2 separate regions of the Homo sapiens genome follow, and region 1 is linked to region 2. Evidence: chromatin loops called from intact Hi-C (ENCODE). Cell type or tissue: Caco-2. All regions are shown on one strand. Links, peaks and the distances in the headings refer to the core of each region. The heading gives the core; the rest is flanking DNA. Region 1 overlaps C1QTNF2 (C1q and TNF related 2). Region 2 overlaps CCNJL (cyclin J like).

The links. Hi-C counts contacts between places; a loop is a spot of excess contacts. Peaks named below come from ENCODE experiments on the same cell type or tissue, not always from the same donor. Only the 100,000 strongest peaks of a DNase experiment are listed, where the experiment ranks them.
Region 1: it touches region 2 in a loop (4-fold over the local background); 8 of 110 quality-filtered maps call a loop at or near these places.

What each region holds. Positions count from the first base shown.
Region 1 is chr5:160,341,803-160,349,464 of GRCh38, forward strand. It overlaps C1QTNF2 (C1q and TNF related 2), which reads right to left. Exons shown (of 3, transcript NM_031908.6): 3 at 5,952-7,662. The coding sequence ends at 7,366. Among named protein-coding and RNA genes, the nearest start is that of C1QTNF2, 25 kb to the right of the region's middle. In Caco-2, for the core only: a CTCF peak has its summit at 3,711 (motif pointing left); a DNase peak (open chromatin) is centred at 3,719.
Region 2 is chr5:160,257,938-160,265,599 of GRCh38, forward strand. It overlaps CCNJL (cyclin J like), which reads right to left. Exons shown (of 6, transcript NM_001308173.3): 4 at 1,532-1,834. It also overlaps the pseudogene LOC727947. Among named protein-coding and RNA genes, the nearest start is that of FABP6, 32 kb to the left of the region's middle. RefSeq lists an enhancer at 3,334-3,473. In Caco-2, for the core only: no CTCF peak of the experiment used is centred there; DNase peaks (open chromatin) are centred at 2,644, 3,144 and 4,514; H3K4me3 peaks cover 378 bases.

The DNA.
Region 1 (7,662 bases), core at 2,670-5,169, 84 kb after region 2:
TTTCCTCAGCCCTTTTAGGTCTATAAAACCAACATTCTCTGCTCCGATTCTAGGAACACTCATTCTGGTTTACGGAATATGAGGTATTGCCTGATTCTAGAATTGCAAATAAAAGCCAATTAAGATCTTTAAATTTGTCAAAATTTTGTCCTTTGACAGCATTTATTTCAATAACTCGTCTTTTACGTATTCAGCATTTCCCTTCTTCAAGTTGGGATTTGGGGCCAAAAGGGATGACTACTTTTTATAATTTTTCATCTAGGTTGTTTCAGTGTATCAATAGTTTGTTTCTTTTTATTGCTGAGTGGTATATCATGGTATGGATGCATCACAGTTTGGTCAACCAGCAAGTACAAAGGCCTGGAGTGGGGAATGAGCTTGCCACCCCTTCAAGTGACAGGAGACCAGGTGGCTAAAGAGAAAGAGGTTATTTATCACACTAGGCTCTGAGCAGCAGAACCTCAAGAAGCTAAGGAGCCATAGAGGGCAGGTGAAGGATGTTCCTTGAGGTTTTTTTCATAACTCAGTTCTCAAGCTCAGTCTCATCTGACCTCCACAGGAACTTTGCCTTGGGAGGAACCCCGCCCCCCACCCCATACCTTCCACAGCTCCTGACACTCTCAAAGGAGTGGATCAGATCCTGGCCAACAGCCAGCAGCATCCAGTCCTGGCAGTGCCAACTGTGGGTCAGCTGACTTCATTTCTTCTCCTCTCACTGGTCTGCAGGCTTGGTCTGCGTCAGAGGGAAGATGGTGGGCAGGGTGCGGAGATACAGCCCTGAAGACTCTGCTCTCCCTGACTGGCCACGGGAGCTGACACAGTATTACCAAGGTCCCTCAGGCTCCATCTGTCAGTTCCAGAAATTCAGTCACCTTGGAGAAAGCCTTCTGGCAGCAGAACTGGTGAATCATAAAGTCAAAAAAAAATCCAAGCTAGAAGGGAACTCAGAGATCACTGAGTCCAGCCAGAGAGATGGCTATTCCCTGCAACAGCTCTCTCAAGTGTTTTACGAGCTATCTGCCTATGAGTCTCAATGTGGCTGCACCACAGACTCAGCTGGGGAGTTTCCAAAAATTCCCAATGTCCAGGCTGTACTCCAGACTAATTGCATTAGAGTCACTTGGTGGGTGGGAGACAGGATTAGAAGTCTTACCACTCCACCCAGGTGCAACCACGGTTAGAACCAGAGTTGTGGTCCCTGGCAGCCTGGATGTCAGAGGGCTGTAGTCATTATGACCATGACCTCTGAGGTCTGAAGGACTTGGATTTGAGCTCCTGCTGTGCAACTTCTCCAACTGGGTAACCTCAGTCAACTTTCTGAACCTCTTCTAGCCTCTATTTCTTCATCTGTGGAAAGTGGATCATCGTAATACACCTACCTTACATGTTGTTCTCAAGGCCAAACGTATTAATCCATGAAAAGCACACAGTGTTTCATTCCTAGTAAGAACTCAGTAAATGTTAGTTTTTATTGTTATTACTTTCCCAAGGTCTAGCATTCTATTAGAAAGCTCTTCTGGGCCGAGCGACGTGGATCATACCTGTAATCCCAGCACTGTGGGAGGCCCAGGTGGGTGGATTACCTGAGGTCAGGAGTTCGAGACCAGCCTGGCCAACATGGTGAAACCCCATCTCTACTAAAAATACAAAAATTCACCAGGTGTAGTGGCGGGTGCCTGTAATTCCAGCTACTCAGGAGGCTAAGGCAGAAGAATCGCTTGAACCCTGGAGGCAGAGGTTGCAGTGAGCCAAGATGGCACCACTGCACTCCAGCCTGGGCGACAGAACAAGACTCTATCTCAAAACAAACAAACCAACCAACAAACAAAATGAAAGCTCTTCTATAGGGTAAGTTGAAATGTTTCTCCTATAGCTGCAAGAGTGGTCTTCTCAAAACCCAAGTCTGCTTATGTCACTTGCCCCCTTAAAATCATTCTGTGGTTTCCTGTTATTCTCATGGTCAAGATAGCCATCTTTAGTTTGACCTATCAGCCTTCAAGGTCTGGGCTCTGCCCCCTCATCTTCTCCCCTTGCACACTTTGCCCCCATGACCTGGGGAGGGGCTTCTTTGATTCCTCTCCTGTGTCATGCCCTGCCCCACCACGGGGCCTTTGCCTGCCATGCCCCTCCCTGGAAAGCCCTCTCCATCCAGCTTCCCTTGCCAACTCCCACTTGCCCTTCAGCTCTGCTGTTACTCCACCAGTGCTACTCCCTGACAGTCTCACCAGGACTCCCAGTCTTCTCTCCTCAAGGTTGAACAGCCAACACTCCTACGGCAGGTGGCACTTCTAGACCCTCCACACCCTCCTCGGTTTCAGGTTGTAGGATGCCTAGAACCAGACTCAACATCAGGGAATGAGGAGCTTTTCAAAAGTGATTTGCCCATCTAGTTCTGCCAAGTGACAGGAAACTGAGGAGGTTGAGGATTAATGCCCCGTTAGCCTTTCACCTCTGAGGCCCTTGATCTCCATGTCTTGAAGCTCACACATTAAGTGTGTTTTATGGGATAAGAGAGCCCCAAATAGAATATGGACATTTCACACGAGGAAGCCATTTCGGACCGCTGTCAGCATCAGCTTGAAACCCACTTGGGGTGGAGATAAATGACTGTCGGAAGTTTGCAACGGCATCAGCAAAAATAAACACCTGTGATGAGGTTGAACTCTTCATTATTGTTTTTAAGTCAGGGCCAATCTGAGGCAAAAGTATAAAGTAGATGGAGAATGTTTAAAAAATAAAAAATAAAAAAACAAACCCCACCATTTTCCAGAGCCATCTTTGGGCTCTTTCTGAGAAATTCTTTTTTTTTTTTTTGAAACGGAGTCTCACTCTGTTGCCTAGGCTGGAGTGCAGTGGCACAATCTTGGTTCACCATAACCTCCGCCTCCTGGGTTCAAACAATTTTAGTGCCTCAGCCTCCCGAGTAGCTGGGATTACAGGCACCCGTCACCATGCCCGGCTAATTTTTTTTTTTTTTTTTTGTATTTTTAGTAGAGACAGGGTTTCATCATGTTGGCCAGGCTGGTCTCGAACTCCTGACCTCAAATGATCCACTCACCTCGGCCTCCCAAAGTGCTGGGATTACAGGCGTGAGACACCGTGCCCGGCCTCTTTCGGAGAAATTCTTTTTGGGTCTCCGTCTCTGGAGCAGGGAGAGAAAAGTGTTGGGAAGCCACAGAGGTCTTCGGGAGCACCCTCAGATGCTGTGGTTGAGGAGCTGGGCCTGCGAGGTGACCTTCAAACCCACACTGTGCTCCATTCTCAGTGCCACCCCGGCCTGAGGACAGCTGTGGAAATGACACCGGGACAAGGGAGGCACACAAAATGTCCTCCCTTGAAGGGCAGAACTCGAGTCTTTCCTGTGTTAGTTTTCCCCTCAGCCCGGCCCAGAGCTTGGCAAAGCCGGCTGTGGGTTAGAATCGGCTGAGGAGCTTTTATGAAAGCGCATGGAAGCTGTCCCCGCAGGAGGTTCGGCTGCTGAATGAGGTTGTGGTGCCAGATAGATCTGACTCCTCACCTGGTTTGGGGACCCCGGGTGCATTCTTCAGCCTTGCCTCAGTGAGTGCTCAGGACACGTCTGCTGAATTGAAAGAGACCTTCAATGGACTGAACAACAACCTGCTTTCTGGCAGGCAATCTAGAAAATAGCCTGAGACCAGGGTGTATCTCCCAGCCTCCATGCCGCAGGCCGGGAGGTTTGTGTAGTCGACGTTCTCCCCCTAGTGGCCTGAGTGAAGATGACAGGCAGGAGGGAAAAAAAGCCTTTTCACCTGCGAGGCCTGGCTGCCAAGGGCTCCCGAGCTGCGGATGGACACCAGGATCCAGCTGCTCTTCCATGACTCGCCCTCCCTTACCTCGCCCTGATCCCGGCCCTGTCAGATCTCATCTTTACTTAACATTCTGATATTTTGTTTATCATAGAGTTTTTGGGTTATTTTTGATTTATTAAAATATTGTATTAAAATATTTCTGGCCGGGGGTGGTGGCTCACTCCTATAATCCCAAAACTTTGGAAGGCTGAGGCGGGTGGATCATTTGAGGTCAGGAGTTCGAGACCAGCCTGGCCAACATGGTGAAACCCCCGTCTCTACTAAAAATAAAAAAATAAAAAAATAAACTAGCCAGCCGTGTTGGTAGGGCGCCTGTAATCTCAGCTACTCGGGAGGCTGAGGCACAAGAATCGTTTGAACCAGGGAGGCACGGGTTGCAGTAAATTGAGATTGCGCCACTGCACTCTAGCCTGGGCGACAGAGCAAGATTCCATCTTAAAAAAAATTATTTCTGCCAGGTGCGCTAGCTCATACCTGTAATCCCAGCACTTTGCGGAGGCTGAGGTGGGAGGATCATTTGAGGCCAGGAGTTTGAGACCAGCCTGGGCAACATAGCAAGACCTCCGTCTCTACAAATAATTTAAAAATTAGCCGTGTGTGGTGGCACAGGTCTATAGTTCCAGCTTCTCAGGAGGCTGAGGTGGGAGGATCACTTGAGCCCAGGAGGTCGAGGCTGCAGTGAGCTGTGATCGTGCCACTGCACTCCAGCCTCGGTGACAGAACAAGACTCTGTCTCAAAAATATATATATTTCTATTGATTACTGTGGTTTTTGTCACCCTCTTACATTTTGTGCATGACGTGAGTGCCTCAATTTCGCTCCCCCACCCTCATCATAGTCCTGATGCAGAAGTCAGCCCACGAAGCCCCCCTAGACATAGGGAGTAAGACCCTCATCATTTGTCAGCTGAACCCTGAGGCTCCACCCAGGGTTGCGCTGGCCTGTGAGGGCCTTGTGTGTCTAGTGCTCTTTGCACTGTAATTAAGGGCACTGTAGATTCTCCAGGCTTTCTCCAGAAGGGGAATGGCCGCCTTTCAAAGTGTGTTCTGAATGAGAAAATACCCCTGGATCAAGGGCGATTTGAGTGCACAAAGATGCACTGGGTTCTGTGGTGCTTACAAATGTGGAGACCTACAGGTAGGCCCTGGTTGCTGAAGCCCACAGTAATCAGCCGAAGCTAGGAAGAAGGGCTGGGGCCCAGTGCATCTGGGAAGGCCACCGCCTTGGATCCCCTTCCTCATCTGGGCCACCATCCCGCATGATCAGCCTGAGACCTCCAAGTGGCTCACCAAGGAGGCAGCCATCCTCAGAAGAGTCAGGGGATAAAAGGAGTGCTCATCTTTGACATCACTCTCTACCAGAGACCCGCCTCAACTGCATCATCTGCTTCTGCCCCACCTGCCACAAACCCACCATCTGGAGCAACGCTAGACCACATCCAAGGAAGACAAGACCCCAGCCCTGGGCCCTGGAAGGTCTCTGCTATCATCTGCCCCACGCTCTACAAAAGAGTGACGAGTCTTCCCCCATCATTCCCACACTCTCCCTGAGGAGTCCCTGGTAGATGCCAAGGGGACATCGGTTCAATATGGGCCAAAAAGTGGCAACCACAGAGCTCTGGGGTCCAGCCCATCTTGCTGAGTTTGGATTTATTACCTGGGCTACAAAGGGTTAAGTCAAATGCCTTCAAATGCCTATATCCCTGAGGGAAGGAAGAGGAAGAAGCGAAAGGCTCTCCTAAAATTTATTTTTGTAAGAAAAAGAAAAGGTAAAAAGAACTGTTCACTGACCAAAGCTGACCCCTTCCCACAGGGGTGCTGCAGGGGACCCCAACCCACACGTCAATCTGATTGGGCCAGAAAGCCTTTCCTGAATGTTTCAGACCCACCCCAATCCCAAACCATTTATGGCCCAGAGACAATGGAGTTATTTTAAATAAACCCGATTTTATTTATGGAGATGGCCACTCCTTCTGGAACTATCCCGTGCAGCTATCCTTGTCCCTGAGGATCTCACTAGGCGGGCAGCCAGAGAAAGCTGCTAGGGAGCTGCAGCTCCAACTGAAAATTATCTCCAGCAAATCGTTTCATGGGTCTCTCAGTACCTGCGTTTTTGTTTTTGTTTTTTTTTTTTTTTTGTTTTTTTTTGAGATAGTCTCACTCTGTTGCCCAGGCTGGAGTGCAGTGGCAGGATCTCAGCTAACTGCAACCTCCACCTCCTGGGTTCAAGCGATTCTCCCGCCTCAGCCTCCCCAGTAGCTGGGATTACAGGCACCCAACACCACGCCTGTCTAATTTTTGTATTTTTTTAGACGATGTTTTGCCATGTTGGTCAGGCTGGTCTTGAACTCCTGACCTCAAATGATCCGTCCACCTCAGCTTCCCAAAGTCCTGGGATTATAGGCATGAGCTACCACATCCCGCCAGCACCTGGCACTTTTACTGCAGCTTCTTAAGCCCCCAGATCCCTGCATACTGGCAACACCTGTGCTTGGGGTGCGATTCATTTGCGTGGGATCCATTCCTGCCATCTCAGAGCAGCGGTTCTCAGATGCACGTGCATATCCTGGTGTATCTCATTCATTGAGAAGCGGGCCTGCAAAAGATTAACTAATAATAAAGCGCTCAAGTCTGTGGCCGACTTGACTCATGCAATGAGCAGATTCAAGATGATCCGCCTATCAGTGTCACTTTGTATTCTGATAAGCCTTCGTGAATGGAACGAGCTCTGCCATGGCCTGGGACATTCTGTATTATCTTCCAGCCTCACGCCTCATGCCTCCCTTCTCAGTTCTTACCTTGGCCCCTCCCTCTTTCCTGTCAAGGTCTTTGCACTTGCAGAGCCTTTTGCTGGAGACCTCTTTTCGAGGCCTTTGTGTTGCTCTATTTCCTTCTTTGGAACTCAGCTCAAAAATGGAAATTTTCCAGGTACTGACTTAGAGGGGTCTTAAGAGAGCTTTTGGGGAAGGGAGGTGAGAAGTTGGAAATAGCTTGTTCTTTGATCTACATGGAGGTTTCAGAGTGTGCACATAAGCAAAAATTATTCACTGAGTTGTCAACTTAAAATCTGGAGAGTCACTGTATGTAAGTAAACCTAAAAACGCAAACTTAAAAAAAGAAACAAATTTCCACCTCTTCCCTGTCTCCTGTTATTCCTATTACTGTCAACCATGGCATGTTCATTTCTATCCTGGCATAATATTATATTATTTGCTTGTATATTTGTAAATTGTATCTCCTGCTAGAATGTAAGCTGCATGAGGACAGATACTCTGTCTTGTCCACTGCTGCATCTTTCAGAGAATAGCATAGTGCCTGTTACACAGTAGATACTTTAAAAAGAAGTGAATAAATAGATGGTTGGATGAATAAAAAGGTTTGGATTTAATGAAGGGGAAAAAAAGAGGCAGAGGAGGTGAGCCTGAGGCTAGAACCGCTCACTCGACCCCCCACCCCCAGCCTACAGTTGTGGGGTCTTGCTCTGTAAGCCCAAGTCCAGAAGCTTGTTCCCTGCCTGGAGGACCGCCGTGGCATGTCTATACCTCGTTGGGGTCATCCTGGTCGGCATAGATTAGGAAGCCCGTAAAGAGGCTGTCTGTCCAGTAAGGGTCATAGAAGAGCCCGTTCTGCTCTGAGTAGAAGATCTGCAGCCAAACTTCGTCACCCTGCTTGAGAGCCAGGATGGTGGAGCCTGAGGCCACATCGTGGTTGCCGGTGTTGGCATCAAAGGTCCGGATGCGGTACTGGCCGTTGTGCACCAGGCCGATGGCCAGGTGCTTGTTGGCCAGCGTGATGTCGTAGGTGAAGTAGTAGATCCCAGGCACGCCGCAGAC
Region 2 (7,662 bases), core at 2,177-4,676:
CTGGGTTCAAGCAATTCTCCTGCCTCAGCCTCCCAAGTAGCTGAGACTATAGGCGCCCACCACCACACCTGGCTAATTTTTGTATTTTAGTAGAGATGGGGTTTCACTATGTTGGCCAGGCTGGTCTTGAACTCCTGACCTCAGGTGATCTGCCCACCTCAGCCTCCCAAAGTGCTGGAATTATAAGCATAAGCCACCGCGCCCAGTCCAATCATTGATCTGGATACTCATGCCCATTTTAGTTTGTGGTAGGTTATGGGATGGTTGTATCAACAGTATTTTTTTTTTTTTTAAGACCGAGTCTCGCTGGTCAAAATGGCTGGCAAGAAGGCTGTTGCAGCATCAGGCAAGTGGCTGGATGGTATTCGAAAATGGTATTACAACGCCACAGGATTCAATAAACTGGGGTTAATGAAAGATGATACAATATATGAGAATGAAGATGTGAAAGAAGCCATAAGAAGGCTTCCTGAGAACCTTTATAATGACAGGATGTTTCACATGAAGAGGGCACTGGACCTGTCCATGAAGCATCAGATCTTGCCTAAAGAGCAGTGGACCAAATATGAAGAGGAAAATTTCTACCTTGAACCGTATCTGAAAGAGGTTATTCGGGAAAGAAAAGAAAGAGCAGAATGGGCAAAGAGGTAATCATGTAGTTGAAGTCTGTGGATGCAGCTGTTACGAAGATGGTTAAACCTGAAACAATCTTAAGAATTATTTGGTCTGCAGCTGTTTTACTTTAAATAAATATCTATTGTAAAAAACAAACAAAAAAAAGACAGAGTCTCGCTCTGTTGCCAGGCTGGAGTGCAGTGGCGCAATCTCCGCTCACTGCAATCTCCGCCACCTGAGTTCAAGCAATTCCCCTGCCTCAGCCTCCCAAATAGCTGGGACTACAGGCATGCACCACCACACCCGGTTAATATTTTGTATTTTAGTAGAGACAGGGTTTCCCCATGTTGGCCAGGATGGTCCCGATCTCCTGACCTCGTGATCTGTCCGCCTTGGCCTCCCATTACAGGTGTGAGCTACCGCGCCCGCCCCTATCAGCAGTATTTTTGACCCAGTTAACATCTAGATTTTAAAACACTGGGAAGACTGAGTTTCAAGTTTCAAGTAAGTTTCAAGTAACAGGGTAACTTTTATTGCTAAAACAGATGTAAACATAATTCCCTCTCCCCATACTATCTGTATGATGGCCGCTATTTGAGAATAACCGATCTGCAAATCTGTGCTATTTAATTCATTTGCAATGTTTCAGGTTACTGTAAGAAAAATTACCAGTTGATCTGTAAGTTTCTAGGTTTCTGGCTGCCTGCATATAAGTTGCTATTTCTCTTTTACATGTTACTGGGCGAATCCTTGCCCTTTCTTTGCTTACTGCCTGCAAAGTTAAGAGTGATCTGGGTGCACAGGCCCCAGTGAGAAGGCCTGATCTGGATGGACATGCCTTTTAGAGCCGCCTGACCCCGACCCCTGGGTGGTGGGGAAGGGGTGGGAGGTCCTGCCATCGGGTCCCAGCTGTCACCTTGCAGGGTGACCTCTAGGAAGTAATGGGCATACTCCTTGAGGCACTCTTTGGTCTTGCGGGGGCAGGTGGTGGGCCAGGTGTGGCAGTGGTGGTCCTTCTGGCTGACGGAGGCCAAGAGGTAGTAGTCCAGGAAGTGGGCAGGCGTGGGCAGGCAGAGGTTCCAGCTGAAGGCCTCCAGGAGCAGCAGCTCTGTGCTCAGCAGCTCCTTCTTGGTGAGGGTGAAGTTCTGGCTGCTCAGGATCCTCGTGCTGTTTATTTGCTCCAACTTGGGGACGTGGTCTTCCCGATCCTCGAACTTACCTGTCGGGGAGCAGGGGAAGCAGGGGTTACTGGAAGACATTTACCTGAACCCAGGAAGCTAACGGCCCACCTTACAGTGCCTGGACATTGCTGGCAAAGAAGACAGAAAGCAGACAGGCCAGACTGCGGAGGAATAGGAGCACACATTCCAGATCTGTCAAACCTAGGCTTGAATCCACAAGCCATCACTTCCCACTGGGGGATCATGGCTAGGTGTCTCAACCTCTCTGTGACTCAGTTTCCTCATCTGTAAGATGGAACCTATACTTCATAAGGCTTTTGTTAGAGTCAATGGGAAAATGCAAACCAAATGCTCAGACAAGCCTCTGGAACACAAAGCAGCCGATAGCGGTCAGCAGCAGCAGCCAGGGGCTGGGGAATAAGGTGCCCTCCCTACTCTCCATCTGGCCCTAACCAATCCAACCTCCTGGCTAGAGTCAGCATGGCCACGCAAACCTGGCCCTGTCCCTCCACGTGTAGAAAAGCTCTTCAATGGCTTCCCGCTATCCTGGCTATTGAGTTCAAACTGTGTAAACGGGGTCTTAGTGTGGGTTCCCTCTGGTTTCCAGGTCTTGGAAGGTAAGCCCAGGAAAGATCGGTAGGTGGGGGACGAGAACAGGAAAGGGAAGAAAGCCCAAAAGGACACAAGCGAGTCACCACTGTGGACAACCCGAGCTTAATCCTACTGAGGAATTCTGAGAAACAGCCTAAGACAGGCCTCAGGTTATCCTACCCACGGGTTAAAGAGCAGAGGCATTTACATAGCAACCCCGGCAGTCATCAGTTGTGGATGCTCTCAGGGAACAATGGGAGGTCCTTGTGCCCTGAGGGTCAAGACTCAGGGGCTGGTGGGGGGGCATGACAGCTTCCACTGCGTGAGGCTCTGCAGACTGTGGGCCTCTCCAGCCTCAATGTTCCTCACTCTGGGAAAACCACCCCACAGGTGGCCGTGGACCCTGTCCTTGGCAGTTCTTGCCTATAAGCCTTCATTGACACAGCCCCCTGGGCCTGGAGCACCCTTCCCCATCCCCTCCTCACTCAGCCAACCCTGACCTGTCCTTCACCTGGAGTCCCTGCCTCTCAGAAGACGCCCTCCACACCAGCCCCCTGTACTGTACGACTCCCACATCAGGTGGTGAGGCCTTCAAGGGCCTGGCCTCGGTCTGTTCACCCATGACCCCAAGGCCAGCCTCATGGGGTGTGGAGCTGCCACTAAGTAAATGCCAAAAGAGGCATTGGGGCGGCCCAGCTGACCTCAAAGCACACATCAGTGCTCACGAAGGGAAGGGCAAACAACACATGCACGCACCTGCTCCCAGCTGCAAGTGCCTCTGACCCAGTTCCCATCTCTCATGCTGCTTAGGGGAGATAAGGAAGTAACCACCACAGGCTGCTCCACAGTAGATACAACACATTCCTGAGGACGGCTCAAAAGACGTCACTGCAGAATGAATCAACCACGTCTCAGCAAGCCAGGGTTGCTCCCTTCTCGGCAAGCCTTGCAGCAGCCCACTCGGTGGGTAACGACGACCTGACACAGAGCTCTGGTCTTTGATGCAGAGGAGTCTAGTGATTGGAAATGTACAAGACAGTGAAGGGCAGAGGCACTACCAGCCCCGCACCATGCAGTTTACAGCAAGCACACATTCCATCCCTTTCCGGAGCCCAGTCACTCAGCCTGCAATGGTGCTGTGTCCGAAGTACACACTTTCTTGTCTTGCACACAAGAACAACTCAGGCAGGCCAACGCGAGGTCAAAGCTGCCCAGAGAGGAAGAGCCTCCTGCATGGCTGGAAATCCCAGGGTTGAGGCTCTGGCCGACTGGCTCTATTGGCTTTGGCAGCTCCCCCCATACTCCCCCCAACACTCCCTCTTCAAGCACAGGATCCAGCCACGTGGGACTCCAACCCCTCCCCGGGCTGGGAATGCTCTTCCCCTCACCCCCCTTATCGGTGTCCTCCAGAGCTCAGTTTAGAGACCTCCAGATATTAAACGGACTTCCTACACTTAGATTACTTGCTTAACATCAAGTATTAATATGAATGGCTGGCATCTGACTCTAAGCCTTGTAAGAATAGGAACTGAGTCCAACCCATTCGCTGCTGTGCCACCAGTTCCCAGCACATGCCTGGCACATAGTAGGTACCCAATAAATATTTGTTAAATGAATGAATAGTCCTCTCAGGAAACAGATATTTTAGGCCATTTGAATTTTTCTCTGATGATCTTGTATTCCCCAGTTTTTTCTCCAATGATCATGTATTCTTTGTGCAGTTTTTAAAAGGAAGAATTTTATTTATTTATTTTTTCCAAAGTTGCCCCGGCTCCCCTGAATCTTGTGCTGAGCCAGCCTTGGTTGCATGCACTCAGCAGAAACGAGCTCTTTCCCTCCCCAGAGCAGGAGGTGGCGAGGTGAAGGTGCACTGTACTGGGGTGGCACTAAGACCCTTGCACAGCACTGCTGGCAGCCAGCAATCTCTTAGAACTGGCAGATGTGCTCAATCAGATTAGTTTCCTCCTCCCCTCCTCGCTTTTCAAACCTTTCAGAGCTCTGCTACCAGGCCCAAGAGGATTATCCTCCAATGGAAGGCACCAGGGATTACTGCGGAATCTGATTTCACCTGCTCCCTCTGCTTCCTGGGAACGCACACGGCAGGCCACAGCCAGGCAGTGCTGGGTCTGAATCCTCAGGAGTTTGCCCTGGACCTACGAGCACTAAACTCGACAGGCTGCTTATTTGCTTATGTTGTAGGACCTTGTCCCACATGAAGATAAAATGGTGCTGCAGAATGGAAAGTGCTTCACAAGCCCCCGGCACACAGAATGGGCTGTGCTTCGAGCTGGTCATGCACTTGCTCGTGGCAGGAACCTTCTAGGTAGGTTCTTTACAATCCTCAGAGGCTCAGAGAAAAAGCTGATGGGAGAACTCAGCTTCTACACCCAGAAGCAGACTTCAGAGTTAACCTGGGCTTGGCCTGGCCAGCAGTTAAAAAGCAGCCAGAAAAGATTTTATGAGTTTCCTGATGCTGCACGTGCCTGGCAGACATTTCCTCCCTTCCTCCTGGGACTGTGAGTGGGGCTGGCCCCTTGTCCCCAGCGCTGCCACCACCAAGCACCGTTACTCAGCTGCTTCCTCCTTATCGACAAACTGCACAGGCAACAGATGCCTAGAAGACTTCAGGCGAGTCCCCTGGGAGAGGCTGGGAACAGAATTCTGAGTCCTTCCAAGCCAGACAATAGCCATGGAATCTCTGACTTCTCTGATGCACTTTTGATTTCGAAAATTTTCAAATCAGAGAAAAGATGAAAGACAACAATGAACACATAGGACCCTTCACCAGATTCTGCCCTTGCTGACCCTGATCCATGTGTGCTCTGTCTAGGTGTATTCTGTCTGTAAATACTGGTTTTGTTAGACCATTTCTAGTCAAGTTGCAGACGTGACATGCCACCCCGAACACTTCAGCATCCGTTCCTGAGGTCATTTTCCTACAAATTGTAATGTTATTAGCATTTCTAAGACATGAACATTAATGCAATCACATTTTCTAATATTCAGTCCACATCTGACTTTCTCCAGGGGTCCTAAAAATGCCTTTTATAACCTTTGTTTTGTGTTTTTGGATCCAGAATCCAAACTAGGTTCACACATGGAGTCTATTACCGCTGAAGTCCCCTTGTTTCGTTTGCTTTTCATGACACTGACTCTGGGAGAATCTAGGCCAGTTGTCTTGTAAAATGCTCCACATTCTGGATCTGCCTGATTGTTTCCTCACAATTAGATGCAGGTCAAACAGTACAGGCAAGCAAATGACAGAAGCTGTTCTGTCCTTCTCACCCACTGGACCATAGCAGGAGTCCTAGGAAACGTCACTTTGTCCTGGCTTATGTTAGATCACTTGATTAAGGTGGTGACACGAGACTGCTCCAGTTCAAGGTACCAGCTTCCCTGGGAAATTAATAAATAATCTGGGAGGGCACACTTTGTGAATATCCTGTTTCTCAACAACCTTTAGCTCAATGGCTTTGCATCCATGGATGATCCTTTTCTGAATAAATTATTATACTGGGGGTTGAAAAGGAAGTTTTAAAAATCATATCATTCCATCTACATTTTTCTTTTTGATGTTCACATTGTCCTAAATTGGAACAGCAGGAGCCCTATCAACCTCTTTTTTTTTTTTTTTTTTGAGATAGGGTCTCACTCCTGTCGCACAAGCTGGAGTGCAAGTAGCTCAATCTCGGCTCACCATATCTTCAACTTCCTGGGTTCAGGTGGCCCTCCCACCTCAGCCTCCTGAGTACCTAGGTATATAGGCACACGCCACCACACCTGGCTAATTTTTGTAATTTTAGTAGAGCCCAGGCTGGTCGAAATCCTGGGCTCAAGTGATCTGCCCGCCCCGGCCTCCCCAAGTGTTGGGATTACAGGCATTAGCCACTGTGCCTAGTCACTATCAACATACTTATAAGATTAAAAAGCATTCTAAACCTAGTGAAGCACTTCTCTGGCTCTCGGAGGCTAGGCAGACGCACGTGTACCCCCAGTGTTGGTGGTGACGGTGGTGCCTGTAAGTGATGCCTCTTATGTGCCCTCCTTTCTGCATGTGGCTGGCTGATCCCTAACACCATTTCCTGAGGCTGGCACACAGAGCTCCTGGGCAATTCGTGGCAGGTGAGGATGACCATGCATCCATCCATGTGGCCTACATGCTTAACCACAGATGAGGCCGTGGTGGCAAGATGCTGTGGATCCAGCTTACAGACTGGCTTTTTTTTTTTTAATTAGAAAAAACTTATGACAACACATAATATAAAGTTTACCATTTTTCACTGTACAGTTCAGTGACATTATATGGACACTCACAATGACGGGCAGCCATCACCACCATCCCTCTCCAGAACTCTTTTCATCCTGCTGAAACTCTGTCCCCATTAAACAATAATTCCTAGGTCCCCCCTCTCCCGAGTCCTTGGCAAGCACATTCTACTTTCTTTCTCTATGAAGGTGAACACTCTGAAGACTGGCTTATCTTCTACCTACTGTCCTGGCAATCAAGCCTCAAGGCAGACCAAACAGGATTCCTGACTCTTCTGAATTAGCGCCAAGAGAAGCAGTTATTTTTAATTGCTTAAAAAGCCGTTTCATTTTAGAAAATTTTAAATATACGAAAAGAGAGAGAGAAATGTTACTATAATGAACTCCCTTGAATGTTATTACCCAGTGCCAACAGTCATCAGCATTTACACTGCCTTTAAAAAAGCCCGAAAACTTAAAACAAAAAGGTAACCAGCACAGAACAAGGTTCTGTAGAAATTCAGCATTCTCTCATTCCTGTTGCCCAGGCTTGAGCGCGGCCCACCCCCAACTAGACAGACCGTGTTCTGCACTGTGCCCCACGAATGCCCCCAAAAGTCCTTCATGCGTGGGAAGATGCCTACTGATGGACCCATTCAGGGCTACCTGCTGCCCTTTCAGGTGCTTAACCCAGGCTCAGAGATTAGGCCAAAGTTTCCTGGCTAAAGAGAAACAGGTTTTAAAGCCACAGCTGGCTACTTTTCTTCCCTAAAGAAATGCAATGCCGGCCAGGTGTGGTGGCTCACGCCTGTAATCCCAGCACTTTGGGAGACCGAAGCAGGCGGATCACGAGGTCAGAAGTTCAAGACCAGCCTGTCCAATATAGTGAAACCCTGTCTCTACTAAAAAAATTTAAAAATTACCCAGGTGTGGTAGTGTGCGCCTGTAGTCCCAGCTACTCAGGAGGCTAAGGCAGAATCGCTTGAACCTGGGCAGCGAAGGTTGCAGTGAGCCAAGACCACGCCACTGC